2 separate regions of the Mus musculus genome follow, and region 2 is linked to region 1. Evidence: chromatin loops called from intact Hi-C (ENCODE). Cell type or tissue: heart. All regions are shown on one strand. Links, peaks and the distances in the headings refer to the core of each region. The heading gives the core; the rest is flanking DNA. Region 1 overlaps Ccm2l (cerebral cavernous malformation 2-like). Region 2 overlaps Nol4l (nucleolar protein 4-like).

Region 1 (8,327 bases), core at 286-8,285:
TGATGGTTTGCTTTAGAAACTGCCAACGTAGTTCTAGAATGCCGCTAGATTGCTGCCCCCAGGGCTTCGGATTCCATAGGCTCAGGATGGGATCCAGGAAACAGCAGTTCTCTCAGATTCCCTCGATCCATCCTGGGTGTCTTTGTATCGGTGTCTCTGGATTATACTTACATTTATTTATTGCATAATTCTAACTCACAAACAAGCAATAGCCTAATAAATGCCTAGCTATCCTCCACTTAGCCCTGGGGCCTTGGCCGTTCTTTGAATCTGGCTGGCAGGAGCTTCACCCTCCCTGGGTACTTAAAATGCAGCTTTACGATGTCCTACCTGCTGGTGTTCTTTCTAGCTCTCAGCCTGGAGTCTCTTTGCTTCTCCACCTGAGGGGGGGAGGGCGGACCTGCAGGGCTGCACCTCCCGCAGTTTTTAGGAGGATTAACTGAGGTTGTGGAAGCAAACCAGAGCTCATAAAGCCAGTGCTATAGTTACTGGGACTTTCCTGTCTCTACCAGGGCTTTGTGTCCCCCATCCGAAGACTGGTGTTCCCGAAGGCTGCACGCCAGGCTGCCTTCAGAAGCAGTGTCAGTCGCAGGCCCCTGCACTCTATGCCTCTTTATCCCCCTGACTACCTCATCGACCCCCACATCCTGCTGTGTGACTACCTGGAGAAAGAGGTCAAGGTGAGCATGGGACAAAGATGGTAGGGCAGGGGTAGGGGGAGCCTGGAGGCACACCAAGCCACACTCTGTGTCACATGACGGAAGCCTCCTGCCTTACTGTCATGGGCTGCACCCTCAGCAGGTGACATCCACCCAATGAGCTACCATAGGAGACTGAGTTCTGGGAAACTGTGCTGTGTTCCCAAAAGCTCAACCTACTCATGAGACTGATGTCTGCAGGCTCCCTGATTATTCAGTGTCCAAGTTAGGAGCAAGCGAGAGGCTGGGAGTGCGGCTTGGTGCTCGAGCACTCACCTGGCATTCTGAAGACCCCAGGCTACACAGCCAGCACAGGTCTGGGGGCGTGAAGGGCGGAGATAGGTGGATACCATAATGGACCCTCTTGCCAGGCAAGAGCTTTTCTTCCATTTTAAAACCACCGTGAAGGAGCATTGGGTAGGTTAACAGGTCTCCATCAGCCAAAGATTGGTGTGAAGTAAGATTGAGGCACTGAACAAACAGGCTGCTTGGTCAAATTTGAATTGCAGATGAGCAGTGATTATTTCCTCAGCATAAATATGCTCCAAATGTTAAATAGAACTAAATAGGTACAAAAAAAATCCTAAAAACAAAATTGTTGTTGAGCTGACATCTTGTATTTTATCTGGCAACTCTATAAATAAAGAAAAGCTAGAAAAAGAATTGTTTTAAAACCAAGGGCTGAAAGTTTACAGAATAAAAAGATGTGAGTGGTGAAATTCACCCAGATTCCTGCAATTAAAGTAATAAAAAGTTAATTCTCATACGGAATAACATTTAAATGATAATGTTGCTATAACTTGGAACACATAGGAGTCTGTATATTGACTGGGAATGTCTTTTTTTTTTTTTTGAAAAAATGATGTATTAATTCAGTGCTTCCTTCCATTTAATCTGCAATGAGGTTGTTAAAAGGATTAATAATGCGTGAGGTGGGGAGAGTCACTGGGCAAGGAAATTCCCAGGGTTCCTTTGAGCTTTAATAGTAGATCCCGGCCTGGGCCAGGTGTGGAGAGGGAATGGTTCGATGGATAAAGTGCTTGCTGGCAAATTTGGGGACCAGAGTTCCTATCCCCCAAACCCTTGTAAAGACAGGCACATGCAAAGCATGCATCCATAGTCCTGAAAATCCCACTGTGTGGAGGTGGGAGGTGGAGATGGGAGGACCTCTGGAAGCTCAGGAGCCTGAGTCTGGCATGTCATGTACAGAGAAGAGGCTCTGGCTCAGACGATGTGGAAGGGCAGGAGCTCATTCCCTGACTGCCGCACAGGGGCTGCAGCAGCATATGCCTGCAGTCACTCACAGGAACACACACACACGTACACGCATACACACATACACACACACACACGCACACGAGCACACACACACACATACACACACACATACACACACACGCATACACACACATACACTCACACACATACACACACACACACACGCATACACACATACACACACGCATACACACACATACGCACACACACGCATACACACACACACATACACACACACATACACACACGCATACACACACACGCACACACACACACACACACACGCATACACAATGATAGACTCTGGTCTATCATTCAAAGAGGCTCTAAATCTCATCTTCAACGTGGCAGTGGGGTTGGGGGGGGGGAGAAGCACTATATATTAGTGACTTTTACTTTCCTGAAGGGCCTTATAGAGTGAGATGACCATGTGTTAGTGTGTATCAGCTAACTGTTGGAAATGTGAACTCTGACACATGCATTCAAGCTTTCTCACTACCTCACAAGAGTCTAACATAGCCCAGGGAGGTCTTGAATTTGCTAAGTAGCCTTGGACTCTTTGTTTGCTTGTTTGTCAAGTCAGAGTTTCTCTGTGTAGCCCTGGCTGTCCTGGAACTCACTCTGTAGATCAAGCTGACTTCAAACGCAGATTTATCTGCCTCTGCCTCCCAAGTGCTGGGATTCAAGGAGTTCGACATGCCCACACTCCCATGGCTGACCCTGGACTCTAAACTTCCTGCTTCCACCTCCCAAGTGCTGGGTTACAAGCATGATCCACTATGACTTGCCCAGTCTTACCCTTTCTAGCTATAATCCTGGGCCAGGCTTTTAGTTAACTGTACCATGCTGAACCTTTTAAGCCTTAAAGTAAAAGTGAGTGGATGGGAAAATATATATATAAATTGGTCACCAGATCAACAAATTTGTTACCAGGTTGTATTAGCCAGGGTTCTTTAGGGCAACAGAACCGATGGAAGGGGCAGGGAGGCTTACAGGGTGTGGTCCAGCCATTCCGACACAGGCTGTCTTCTAACAGGAAAGCGTCTGGTAGTTGTTCAGTCTATGAGACTAAATGTCTCAGCTGCTCCACAGTCTTTGTGGATCTAATATTGAACGAAAGCCTGGGCAGCAGAACAGATGAGTTTGCCATCAAGACCGAGGGAAAGCAGGCGAACGTGAAAGTGTCCTTCTTCCATGCCCCTCCAAGGGCTGCCACCAGAAGGTGTGGCTCAGATTTAAGATGTGTCTCTCACTTCATATGACCATCCAATCAAGAGAATCCCTCATCGGTGTGCCAGGTGCTTGGGTCTGACAAGTTGACAACCAAAATTAACCATCATACAGGTTATTATTAATTTGAGTATTTCAGCCTGTCCTGCATTAACTCAGAGGCTAGAATCTCCCATTTCTCATCCAGTTCCTGGGTCACCTCACCTGGGTGACTTCCTCACTGAACCCCTCCAGCCGAGACGAGCTCCTGCAGCTTCTGGACACTGCCAGGGTGAGGTCCTGGGAAGGGAAGAGGGCGGGGTCTCTTTCCCTTTCCCCTCTCCTACTCCGAATTCCTGGGGACTCAGGTGATCCGACCCATCCCGCAGCAGCTGAAGGAGTTGCCTCTGAAGACCACGCCAGAGCAGGACAGCATCCTGAGCCTGTCCGCACGCTGCCTGCTGCTCACCTGGCGCGACAATGAGGAGCTCATCCTGCGCATCCCGACGCACGAGATTGCTGCTGCCTCCTACCTGCAGGACGACGCTCTGCATCTGCTAGTGCTTAAGACTGGTGCGGCGCGGGTAGGACGGGGTGGGAAGCCAACCTGCAGTGCTGGGACATTTCCCAGTGTTGGGCATCAGGGGAGGGACCCGAGGCTGGGAAAGGGATGGCAGAAAACCTGAGCACACTATTCTGAGACCAAGGGCAGGCAGAAGAAACCACAGGTAAGACCAAAGAGCTGGGGATTTAAGATGACCAGATAGAGAAGGTTGGGTAGGGCAGAGATGTTGGAGTCAAGAATTCAACCCCAGTTCAACGTTAAAGGGGGTGAGAGGTGGTTACAAGACATAATTGCTTGACTCTGATCTGACAGTAGGGGGCGCCCTGGCTAGGGGACCAGTCAGGTCTTGGAGGTTTCAGGTCAGCAACTTGGAGATGGGACTGAAGATAGCAAGGAAAGTCGTACTGGAAGGTGGGATGCTTAGACCAAGGTCTCCGTTCAAATGAAGGGTATGGATAAAGAGGACAAGTTGACTACCTCTCTCAACTCAGAAAGCAAGTCTGAGGAGGGCATTAGGGTGTGTTGGGGAGGGTGGAAACTTTGTGGCTGCCACCTGGAGGTCTAGGACAGAGCCAAGGCCGGAGGCAGAGTCATAGGCCTGGGGTGGGGACCGAATGCCCCGGAGCCAGCAGAACCGCCTGGAAGCTTAGTGCTGGGCAGGGCCTTAGCTCAGGGAACCTCAGAACTGCGAGGTGGCCCTCCGGGTGGCCCCAGAAAGCGATATCCTGCTACTGAGCCCCCAAACCCCTTCCTTCCCCAGGTCTGGGGGTGGACCCTGTGCCCGCGGGCATGGATGGCAGCCCGGGAGGTTCGGGTCGCGATCCCGGCCCTCCGGGCGCCGCGCCCGAGAAACGACGGGTAGGCACAGCCGAGCGACGCCACACCATCTGCAGCCTGGACTGGCGCGTGGCGTGGGGCGGGGGCGCGGGCGCCGAGGCCCGGGCGGCGGGAGGCGGCGGCAGCCTGGAGCGGCAGCGCGCGGGAGCGAGGGCGTCGGGCAGCTGGGAGCGGCGACAGACGTTCAGTGGCAGCTGGGAGCGACGGCACGCGGGCGGAGGTGCGGGCAAGCCGGGTGGCAGCTGGGAGCGGCGGCAGGCGAGTGGCGGCGTCGGCGGCAGCTGGGAGCGACGCCACCCGGGCCCCAACCCGCTGGATCCCCAGAACCACAGCCCCGACGCCTACTGCAACCTGGTCATTCTGGCTGTGGCAAACAGGGTGAGCACCTGGCGGTGTTGGCACCACTGCTGACAGTCACTATCATACTAATCACAGCACATGTGAAGCGCCGACCCTAGACAGATAGGGCACAACATTAACACTTAATCCCCACAGCAGCCCCTAGGGCAAATATGACATCTATTCCCATTCCTAAGAAAAGGAAGCTGGCTCAAAGTTTAGGTAACTAGAAGTCCTGCGGAAAGCAGGTGAGTTCAAGATTCGAACCCAGGAAGTGCAAAGCCTTTCTCTTGGTAACCACCCAAGGCAGACGCTTTGCCGTCATTCGTGCCTGTCCTACCTGTCTGTCGCCTTCCTGTACTCATTCACCCTTGCTCTCACTAACGTGATGATGATAATTTAGTTGTTTTTGTTGTAGTCTTTCGAGATAGGATTCCTCTGTGTAGCCCTGGCTGTCCTGGAACTCACTCTGTAGACCAGGCTGACTTCCAACTTAGAGATCCATCTTCCTCAGCCTCCTGAATACTGAGTTTAAAGGTCCACACCGCCATGCCTGGCTTGATGGTATTTGTTGAGTGCCAGCTGTGTGCTCCGCATTGGGCCAGATGCTGTGGGTGAGGTGAGTGAGCCGTTTGGTGTCCTCCCTTAAGGAGTACCCAGTCTAGCCGGTACTTTCAGCATTTCCTCTGCGCCAGGTTCCAGGGATCTGAGTAATGAGTGTGCCTGTCTACAGGGAGAGGAGGTCAATCCCAGGGATGCAGCTCAGTGGGCCCCACCCCCACCTGAGATAGATACCATCCAGCCCTCCTTCCCTGCTCCCCCACTCTCACCCTGTGCTCCTTTCTTTCCAGCCTCTTAAAGTCGGGGTGGTCCAGGAGTTAACCTCAATCTTTTCTCCTTTATCCACACTTGTTTCTAGGTGACTTCTACTCTGCTGCCTTCTAAAACCCAGAGTACACTCTGAATTTCACCTCTAACCAAATCTCTGCTCCTCTTGTCTTTTCCAGGGTCTCCTTCTCATTATGAATGAATTTGTTTCAAGCTGAGCCCCCAATCTCCTCTCAAACCTGAAGTGTCTTCACGTGCACATTTCATTGAATGGTTTCCATCCTTGGTGGCTCAGGCTGAAACCTTGCAGTGGTCCTTGGTCTGTCTCTCTTCTCTCTGTGTCTCTCTCTTTCTGTCTCTCTCTCTCTCTCTCTCTCTCTCTCTCTCTCTCTCAGTCTACTCTGTCAATAAATTCATTGGTCTTATTTTTAAATATATCCAAACCCTATGCCCACACCATTCACTGTCCATACCCAGCTCCATCGTCTCTCTTGGATAACATCGCTGTGCCCCCACCCCATTGACTCAGTCCTTCCTCACATTCTGTACTCCACTGTCTCATCCAACACAGCCTCATCCTGGAACCTTGACTAGGGAGGGCGATGAGGTCATGAAAAGGGGGCGGGGCGTACAGATGTGCAGAAAAGCTAGGATCACATGGGTCATGCTGGCTCTAGTAGAAGTGAGTGTTCTGTGTGACAGGGGATGGAGGAAGAGACCCTGTTACAACAGGAAAGGTTAGTTTGTACTGTTTAAACCAAAGCAAGGAGAAGAAACAGCCTGTAGATCCACGGGCCTGAAAACCAGACAGAGGCAACACTGTGCCTTGGCTGTTCCACTCAGCCATGGGGTCCTGGCCTGGTGGTAGAATGAATAAGTAAGTGAGTTGCTCTCCAAGTGTCTGAGCCTCTGGCCTCCTGTCTGATGCTCAGTGATCTCACACACAATGGTCAGAGTTAAAATTCCCAATGCCAGCATTAGCTGACGCCTTGGGCCTGTGGTGAAGCCAAACAAATCACACAAGTCCATAAAGCCTCTGAGCATTCAACTATAAAACGAGCATCCTCCCTGACCTGTCCTGTCTATGGTAAGGTTCAATCCTGGTTTAAACAGCAGTACCTGCAATGACCACAGATACCCATCCTGAGTTACAGTTGAACATTTACCTTAGGATTTTTAGAGCCAGATTTTCGTAAGCATGGTCTTTGTCTATCAGTTACTGCTTTCTGTGTCTCTCACTTGAAGAGGCGGATCCCTCCTCCTCAAACGTGCACTCTCCAAAGCTTTGCTCAAGCCCCTCTTGATTCTACCAGGGACACTATTATTGTTTCGCTTCCACAATGGCATTGGGCACAGAGCAGCCCATAGCCATATCCTGCGTCCAGTAATAGTAACGGCACTGAGCCTACAATTTTGATTCTTTGAAGTGTCCCTCCTCCTCCTGCTCCCATCTCCAGACAGGCACTTCAGCTTCTGTGCCTGTACATTTAGTTAAACGAACCCTTATGTTAGATAAATTTCATGATAGGCCATGACTCCCCTGGAAATCTGAAATTTGCTTTCATGGCAGAGAAGTTCGAGTTGCCTCTAGATTCTATAAAAAGGCCATAGGAACAAGAGAGGAGCCGTATAATTTTGAGGGGAAATGTGTTTGAAGTTGGCTTATGGTGTGGTTGTTAGCACTGGCTCACGCTGCATCTGAGGACATAGGCATGTCCTGGGGGGGAGGGGCAAGTAAGAGCCTGAGCTCTCCTCCTGCCCCTGGACCAGGATGCCGCTGAGGAATCCTGTGCGCTCATCTGTCAAGTCTTCCAGATCATCTACGGGGACCAGAGCATCGAGTGTGTAGACCGGGCCGGCTACCACTACAGATCCACACCAAAGCGGCCATGGCTCTCCAGCTGCAGTGCGTATCTAAACTCCCACAAAGCACTGGGAGAGGCTGCATGTCCTGATAGTCAGAGCTGATGAAGGCCTTTGGGAGTTCTGAGCTGGACCCCGGGTCTAGGGGTCCACTTGATAGAATGTCATTCTTCTTGATGACCTCTTTAGCGATGACCTGATGCTCAGGTTGTCAAGTTTGGGATGAGTTTGAACTTAGGCACTTGAACGTCTCTCTTGTTTTGGGTGTCCCTGCTTTGCAGAAAGTTCAGCATGTGTACTGTCGGCTAGCTGAGCCATCTCACCCCATGAGATTCCTAGGGCTGACATTTCCAGATTAGTCCATGTATGCAATCAAGGGTTGGAATTAAAGTGAGACTAACAGGGACATTTGTTGAGTGCCAGTTATATGCCAAGCACAATAGCCAGATGCCAAGTCTTCTTGAGTCTTTATGGCATCTTACCTTTCACATTCACTTAGCACAGACGTGGACACCTCACAGATGCTAGAGAAGTAGTCTTCAGAGAAATGAAAACTGCTCAGTCCCCAGGCAGGTGAGCTGGCTCAGTGGGGAAAGGGGCTTGCTGCCAACCTTGACAACTGAGTTTCAAAAGTTTCCCCCACGACCTCCACATGGGCACCATGGCACGTGCAAACTCAGACCTAAGCACATTAGTTAATAGTCCCAAGC
Region 2 (8,327 bases), core at 1-8,000, 340 kb after region 1:
CCATCGTGAGGTGAGGAGTGGAAACCATAATTCACCCTTGGGCACACAGATGCCTGGCCAAGAGAAGTGGCCCCTCAGCAGGTTACCTGGGGGCTGTGTGGGACCTGGACCAGCTCCAGACACACTATCCTGTCAAGCATCTCCAAGAGCCCAGGCTATGGCAAGCTGCTGGTTTTAAGGGCCAAGCCCCTCTGGGCTCTGGCTCCTGGACACTGGGTCTCATTTACCTCCCAGAAGATAGCTACATTGTGTGGGAGTTGGGGGAGACAGCCGTTCAGAACACACTTGGAGCACGTCCTGGAAAAGCCCACGCTGGAGTGTGAGGTAGAGTACAGGTGACCGTGTGACTGGGACTCTGTCGGATGGGATGGGTGGCTGCTTTTGTTTGTAGTGAGTGTTGGTGAGGTCCCTCTGTTTGGCAGTGTCCCTGTGGCAGCACTGGGATCTGCAACAAGACAGCCTAGTGGTGGAGTGTGGTGGCCTTCCCAAGGGTATGCTGGGCACTCGGGACAGTGAGCTGGCCCCCAACTCTGCTGGCCCCCAGCTCACATCAGTGTAGTGATATGGAATGTTAGGTACAGGGATCCATCCTTCTGATTAGACAGACACAGACTGGCAATCTGTACAAACACAAAAGAATCCATTTCAGAAAAATAAATTACTAAGGGGAGAGAAAGGGTCCACTTTTGCTCTTCTCAATAAATATGCAATTCTGCTCACCTAAGACTTGAAAGGTAATTATGGGGGGGGGGAGTTCTAACATCGTGGTCCACAAAGGTGATTCTAAATAGAGCTGTAGCCCCTGTGCCTTTTCAGGGGAACCTCAACCCTTTTAGAGCTGCCCCACTGGCCTCTTTCCAAGCAGGTCAGAGCACCCATGTGGTGAAATTAAAAAAAAAAAAAGAAAAGAAAAGTGTCCTTGTGCCCAAAGTCTCAGATGCTTGGAGTGCAGCTAGAAACAGCTCTTTTGGATCCCACCTCTTTCAGAAAACAGTGTACCAACTGGTGAGGCAGGAAGCTGGGTCCAGGCTGGGACAGCCTCCTGGCGTCGTGCACTCTGGGGGCCAGCAGGGTCAGTTCTGCTGTAAAATGAGGTTTTCCAGTTCATCTGCAGAACGCAGCAGGAAGGCTGCAGACTCTCGATAGCCTGCGATGAGCTGCCGCACAGCACTGATCTCCGTGGGGCTAAGCTGGGCTGTGGGCATGGTCCTGCTGGTGCTGTTGCTGGAAGGGGTAGGCGTGGGAGGAGTTGGGGTAGAGGCCCCGCCTTTCATGCTGAGGTCTGTGGGCCCTGTAGAGAGGGAAAGATGATTTAGAGTCTAAAGTTTAGAGGAAGCTGAAGCCCCTGCCTGCATCTGGGCATAGATTTGGAAGCCCTGGTCTATATCCCCAATGGCTATATTCCCAGTATTTAGAATGGGGCTTTGACATGGCAAGGGTTCTAGGCTAAGCTTTATTGTTAACCATATGACAGGCAAAAGAGAGGTGGAGAATTCTACCCAAAATCACATGGCAAGTGAACAATGGAATAAGGAGGCATGCATCAAAAACAAGGGCTTTGGTATCAGGCACAGCACAGTAGGCTTCCAACCTAGCTTCCTGCCTCTACCTATGCCGCCCATCAGACATACATCCCAGCTCTGGCTGCGGCTGAGGAAGAGGCACCTTGAGCCACAGAAATGTCTCCTATTAACTCCTGAGCCCTGCCGCTCTTCAAGGGGTAGTCATGGTTGGAACAGGACTAACAGTCCCAGGAAGCAACTGTGCTCCAGGCACTGTGAGAAAGAGCTGTTGGCATGTTTTGGAGGCAGTAGCATGGATGGGCCTTTTCCCCAGAAGGTTGAGAGGGGAGGCTACCATCCCGGTCTGGAGAGGCAGTGAACACCCTGCCCCTAGAGGGTTTACAGGTGCTTGTGGATGGAAGAGAGGCAAGGCTTGCTTTGCCTCAGCACCTCAGCTCTTCTTCCTCTGAGGAGTTTCACTGTCCCAAGTGAGGAGGCTGACGCTTCTGGGACAGAAGGGCTCAGAAGAGGACAGAATAGTCTGCTGTCTGTCCTCCACTGGCTGACTGTGGCAGAACAAACACACACACAAAACAACCAAACCCAAGCTCTTAAGATCCCTGGGGAGAAGGGGACTACAGCCACCTCTTTGCCCCATTAGAAGCTCCATGGAGTAGGCTGCCAGCACTCGAGTTGAGCAGGTGTATGCTCGAGTCCTTCTCTGCCACCTCATGGGCAATTTCAGAACTTCTTCGAGCGAGCTTCTGATTCCAAAACAAAGCAGGGAGCCGCTTCTTGGGAACAGGAGCTTCCATAAAGCTTGGGGAAGCCCAGATAGCCCAGCAGACAGGCGTTTCAGCCTTCTTGAGAACTAGCTGCAGAGCCTACCAGGAGAGGCACCTCAGCTGGCCTACTGGACATGGAAGTAAACTCCCACTAGACATGGAAGTGGCAGAGCTTGAAAGGCCTTGTAAGTATTAATCCCAGCACTCGGGAGGCAGAGGCAGGCGAATTTCTGAGTTCGAGGCCAGGGCTATACAGAGAAACCCTGTCTGGGGGGGGCGGGGGGGGAGGAATGAAGAGAGCTGGGGAATGAATGAGAGGCCTTGGTGACCCCTTGCCACAGCAGATAGTTCACTTTCCTGGCTGTAGCCCCTTTTTCCTGAGTCCCCTACCTGTATCCTTCAACCTGGAGGCCATCTACAGGAATATATGTTGTTCTGGGCCTACTTCCCTGTAGGTTTTGATGACCAGGCTTGTTCATTGCTGCATTTACATGGCTGTATTAGAGATGGACAAAACCTTGTCTTTGGAGACATCTACACTAGAAGTAACATCTAAGGATAAATTGTGGAAACAACTGTTGCTAAAGGAAGTCAGCACAGCTCTTTATTGGGAAAAGAAGTTGGCCTCTGTGGTTGTACTGTTGTTGTTTTTTAATTTTAATTTTTATGTGCATTGGTGTTTTGCCTGCATGTGTGCCTATGTGAGGGCGGCAGATCTCCTGGAACTGGAGTTACAGACAGTTGTGAGCTGCCATGTACGTGCTAGGAATTAAGCCCAGGTATTCTGGAAGAGCATCCAGTGCTCTTAAAACTGCTGAGCCATCTCTCTAGCCCCTGACTGGACAGTTCGTAAACACAGTTATTTTTCCCCATTTGACCAGAGAATGTAGATAGTTTGCTAAAAAGTTTCCTTGGGGATAGGGGTGTAGTTCAGTGGGTAAAGTACCCTCCCTACCACAAAAATAAATAACAGGTTAGAGAGAGAGAGCACTCCGCCGGGGGTTGGTGAAGTATCCCAAGATGGCTGGGCATAAACTTGCTCTAAAAACCATTGATTAGGTATCTTTTGTGTAGCTCATGCCCCAAAACCAGAAGGCAGTTGGAAATGCCCTGAAGTCCTGGAATGAGACCCTCCACCCCAGGTTGGCTAGTTTGTCTGAGAAACCACCTGCGATTGACTGGGCTTACTACAGGGCCAATGTGGCCAAGCCTGGCTTGGTGGATGACTTTGAAAAGCAGTATAATGCCCTGAAGATCCCTGTGCCTGAGGATAAACACACAGCCCTGGTGGACAAGAGGAGACGGGGGATGTGAAGAGCTGTGCTGAGTTTGTGTCTGGACCTCAGCTCAGGACCCAGGAGTGTGAGAAGCAGCTGGAGAAAACGAGGAACATAATTCCCTTTGACCAGATGACCAGTGATGACTCAAATGAGATCTTCCCAGAAACCAAGCTGGACAAGAAGAAGAAGTACCCGTACAGGCCCTACCAGCCCATTGAGAACCTATGAAGCAGCCTGGGACGGAGCCCCGGCCGACATGAAATAAAACATTTAAATAGTGAAATAAAATAAGTAAATAAATAAAATAAATAGCAATGCTCTTGGAATTAAGATATAGAACAGTGAAGTCTGTTAAAATCAAATATGGGAGGAAAAAGAGATGTGTATGTCAAAAACAGAGCCCAGCAGGCGAGTGGCTTCCATGGTGGCAGCTTCTGCCAGCTTCTAGATATCCCAATTGCAAGACTTGGAGGGGATGAAATAGATTTGATTTTCTCTGGTTGCTTTTGATCTAGGCAATGCCTGGGGGTAGCAGAGGCCACCTGCCACTGTCAGAGGTGGCCCCAGGTTTCTTTTCCCCCCTCTATCCCCAAATCTCAGCTCACTGTTCACTGCTGCTTAGAGAGCTCCCCAGCCCTCCAGTCCCTGATCTGATCTGGAGCCATTTCTGTACAGGCTCCAGTTACAGCTGGATTCTCAGGTTGCTAGTGGCCCCTAGTGGGCTAGTATGGGCACAAGCTGCCTAGTACCCCGGGTTAGAGGGACGGGGTCTGATTTTATCTGAGCTCATTTCTATCTCCAGTGACAACATGAGCAAAGTGAGGAGGATGAGCCATTAGCAGAGCTGTGGTAGGGTCCAAGCAGAAGCAAACAATCACCTGAAAGGCTGTGACTGGCAGGACAGTGGGAAGGAGGGATGGCTCTGTGACCCAGTAGCTACTGCTTATTTTCCCCAGCTGCTGGAGGCACTAGTGCTCATGGGAAAAGGCTGTTCCTAGCAAGGAGGAAAATGACCAGATCTCAGTCCTACCCATCTTCAAGGAAGCAGAATGTTCAGAGATGGGATTCATGGAGCAGATAGCTGCCTCCTGATCTCAGCTCTGGCTGTTGGTCGTGTCTTTCAGGACTCATACACTTGTGAGAGGCCAGGGAGCCACCACAACTGTGGTCCTAACACAGGCCATGCTGCATGTACCAGGTAAAGTTTTACCATGTGCTGCCCGGGCATGACTGGGCACCAGGTTATACCTTCCTCCATAGCCACTTAGTACTAGTGTTCCAGAGCATTCTAACTTTCCTGATCCTGAAACCCACGTCAGATACTCTAACTCTAGCAAAGGGACTGGAAGGAGAGTGGCTCTGGATCAGCCATTCTACCCCTGGTGTGCACCATGCTGGCCTGGCTCTAGGGATTAGGCCAGCCAGCCTCTTATTTTAGGTTAAGACGCATTAGAAGGGATGAGAGGCTAAGCCCAGGCAGGAACCTTCCAGACACCAGCACTTCCTTCCCAGTTGTGGGGCACAGTAAGCATGCAAGATGAAGCAAGGGGTGGGTGGAGATGGCCTGGCCTTTCTACCAGGGCTAGGAACCGGCCCTCTTCCTTGCTACCCAGGAACAGTCAAGGGGTCTCCTAAACCCAGAGCTCGCCTGCCAGAAAGTGCTTTTTCTTCTACCTGCCCCCTTAAGACAGCAGCTTGATGTCTTCACTTTCCTTCACTCCTTGGCCCCTGAATAACACAGAGGCACACTGCCTCTGCCCTGTCCCTGAAAACATTTTCATCACAGGGTTGGACAGAACAGGATGATGGAGGCCAGACACAGGTCACAGCCCTTGTATGCCTAGTAGCCCCCTGACCCTTCTCTCCCTGTTGCCCCTGCTAGAGAAGGTCTTGATGGCTGATCTGCCCCCATGTAAGACAGAATACCTCATGCCACCAGAGGTGTAGGAGGAATCTGTCTTCCCCCTCTTCCTCCCTCCCTTGGGGTGGGGAGTGGCACCTGCAGAGGTTCCTGGAAGCACTTGTCAAGCTGCCCAGTTTAGGTATGGAGCAGAAGAACCAACCTAATGTTTAACCATCTCCCAGACGACTTAAATGGGGGCACCATGGGTAGAGGGGCTGAGGCTAGACCAGATCCTGGCTCTGCTGCCAACTCACAGGGGACTTTCAGGGAGTGGAATCAGAGAGGTGCATTTGTAGTGACTGGCAGAAGCAATTACCATTGGAGATGGAAAAGGGAGCCCAGGCTTTCCTGACCTCATCTAAAGACTGACTGGTAATGGGGGAGCTGAGCCATTGTCCCGCTCTTCCCAAGGGCTTTTATGTAGAACAAGCTAGACACTGCTCTGGTAAAAACCAGGCCTGGCCAGGCATGGTGGCACACACCTTTAATCCCAGCCACTTGGGAGGCAGAGGCAGGTGGATTTCTGAGTTCGAGGCCAGCCTGGTCTACAGAGTGAGTTCCAGGACAGCCAGGGCTACACAGAGAAACCCTCTCTCAAAAAAAAAAAAAAAAAAACAGGCCTGACCACTACTTACCATTACTGTGATTTCCTGTCTGGAGGGAAGCAGAGGGCTGCAAGTTGCTGCTCAAGGACCCATAGCCACGGTAGCTGTAATTGAGGCCACCGTTGACATACACGGGGTCCTGGGAGTAGGCAGAGGCTGGCAGTGAGTAGGTGGAGTGGGTGATGGCTGTAGAGTCCCGAGAGTGCTGCTTATCCAGGGCTATGGGTTCTTCCTGCAAAGGAGGGATGACAATGCTAGGGAACCCAGGGGACAGAAAGCCTGGTCACTGTCCCTGTCATGAGGTAGGAAGAGGCTGTTTCCTGGGACCCACTGATATGATCTGGGCTGGGGTATCCTGTTGTTTCTCTCTCCCTGGGCACTTTGCCTCAGGGATCGCCCCTGATTGCATCTCTCTATGAACATACTAGGTTGACTCTATGCAGTGTAAAAGATCCTCTCTGTATGAACCTAGAACCTGTATCTCTTTAGTGCTGGGATTATAGGCGAGGACTTCCATACTCAGTCAGCCTTCCTTCCAACAGGTCTGCAATCTTAGCAACAAGGTCCTCCAGCACTCCTCACCCACCTCTTGGCACCCTCCTCTCTCCATCCTCTCTGCCCACCACAGTGCTATAACCGTAGGCTACATGATGGCTGCCCTGCCACCTCTCTGTCCACCCCCGCTGCAGGTGTAGACGGGATGAACAGTGGGTGAGACCCCTTTGCACACAGCCAGCATGAGCGCATACTTGTGAGGACTGGTAGATCTCCAGGCGCATCCTCTTGGCTGCCTTTCTCGTCTCACTCTCACAGGCAGCTGCTAGGATGTTCTCTGCCATGGCTGAGGTCAGATGCGGAGGAGTAGGTCTGGTCTGCAGGCACAAGAGACAGTGCTGGTGTTTGGGCTGGAAGGGTCCTGGTCAGGGGATGGCAAAGCAGGGGTTTGGACTCCAGTACCTGACTAACAGCCCGTTTTCCTCATTTGTGAAACAGGCCTACTGGGAAGTTGGGGTAAGGGGGTCTGGAGGGCAGTGATGGCGCCACAAGCCAGGGTGGCCAGGAGGGGGTACTCACCATCTCCATGCCGTTCTTCTTCATGCGGCGGCAGGACTTGAGGTATGTGCGGATGCGCTTGCGGGCCCGCTCCTGGAACTCAGGGAATTGCCGGCTGCAGGACTCGATGATGGCCTGGATCTTCTCCTTGGGCTGCTTGGAAATGGGCACCATGCGGTCCAGGTTCTCATCCACGAAGAGCCGCACGAACATCTGGGGAGACACAGGCTATGGGAGAGGACTGGCCCTGCCTTAGACCCATCGGTGTCCCACCAGCCCTGCCTGGTGCTCACGTTGAAGGCCTTGAGCCGCTCGGGGTCCATGCCCTCTGAGTCATTCATCTTGTCATTGTCCTCATGGTCATCATGGTCATCGTCATCGTCATCTGCTGCAGGGGCCCGGCCCACTGTCAGGTCCTCAGGACAGCCACTGACTTCAGTCTTGATGGAATCATAGCTCCCGGAGCTGTATGGGGGTGACTGAAACCAGGCAAAGCAGAGACAAATCAGGTGGCTGCCTACTTGGTCTCCCATGGTAAGCTTGAGGGCCAGGTCAGCAAGTGAACCCTACTTCCCACTGTGAGCTGAGAGCAACAGGTCTGCCCTCAGTGACCCCGGGCTACTGTCTGGAGGCCCAACTAAAGCAACACACAAGGAGGGCCTTGCCTTTTAGAGGCAAGGGGTAAAGTGTAGGAGCCACTTTCTTGGTGGCAGTGCCCACATCAAGACCTGCCATGCTGAGAGAAGGACACCAGAAAAGATTACAATCCGCCAGCCTCTCCTGTGTGCCAGGATCTGTTTGGGCTTCCAGGGTTCCTCCTGGATCCCCAGGGGACTGCAGCCTTGAGTTGACAAGTGAGCTGTCACCAGAGCAGCAAATGTGCAGTCTATGGGGGGGGAGGAGCAGATGGGCTGGGAAAGGGAGCCAGCCAAGGCAGTAGGGCCACAAAGCAGGGTGCAGTCCCCAGCTCCCAGGCCAGGCTGTTTCTGCCTATCTCCCAAGAGATTGCTCTGAAGCCTGGGGAAACAGGTGTTCAAGAAGGGGGAGAGCAGAGACAGCCAGCCTGCTACAGCCCAACTGTGAATGGGCAAGGACTTAAGCACTCTGCTCCCACACAGATCCTCCCCTCCGTCACACCACAGGCAAAGGTGGCAATCACTTCCTTGGTTGGTGGTGGTGTCCTTTCTAGGGCTGATCAT

What was found. Hi-C counts contacts between places; a loop is a spot of excess contacts. Peaks named below come from ENCODE experiments on the same cell type or tissue, not always from the same donor. Only the 100,000 strongest peaks of a DNase experiment are listed, where the experiment ranks them.
Region 2: a loop joins it to region 1, with 1.8 times the contacts of the local background. A loop is called at or near these places in 5 of 42 quality-filtered maps.

The regions. Positions count from the first base shown.
Region 1 is chr2:153,067,248-153,075,574 of GRCm38, forward strand. It overlaps Ccm2l (cerebral cavernous malformation 2-like), which reads left to right. Exons shown (of 10, transcript NM_001372363.1): 2 at 513-680; 3 at 3,394-3,477; 4 at 3,575-3,758; 5 at 4,511-4,965; 6 at 7,525-7,660. Among named protein-coding and RNA genes, the nearest start is that of Ccm2l, 5.5 kb to the left of the region's middle. In heart, for the core only: a CTCF peak has its summit at 4,065 (motif pointing right); no DNase peak of the experiment used is centred there; H3K4me3 peaks cover 1,376 bases; H3K27ac peaks cover 576 bases; H3K27me3 peaks cover 6,995 bases.
Region 2 is chr2:153,410,539-153,418,865 of GRCm38, forward strand. It overlaps Nol4l (nucleolar protein 4-like), which reads right to left. Exons shown (of 11, transcript NM_001134300.2): 7 at 7,422-7,607; 8 at 7,150-7,341; 9 at 6,825-6,947; 10 at 6,106-6,307; 11 at 1-1,291. The coding sequence ends at 1,074. It also overlaps the pseudogene Gm14472. Among named protein-coding and RNA genes, the nearest start is that of Asxl1, 69 kb to the left of the region's middle. In heart, for the core only: a CTCF peak has its summit at 4,285 (motif pointing left); a DNase peak (open chromatin) is centred at 4,272.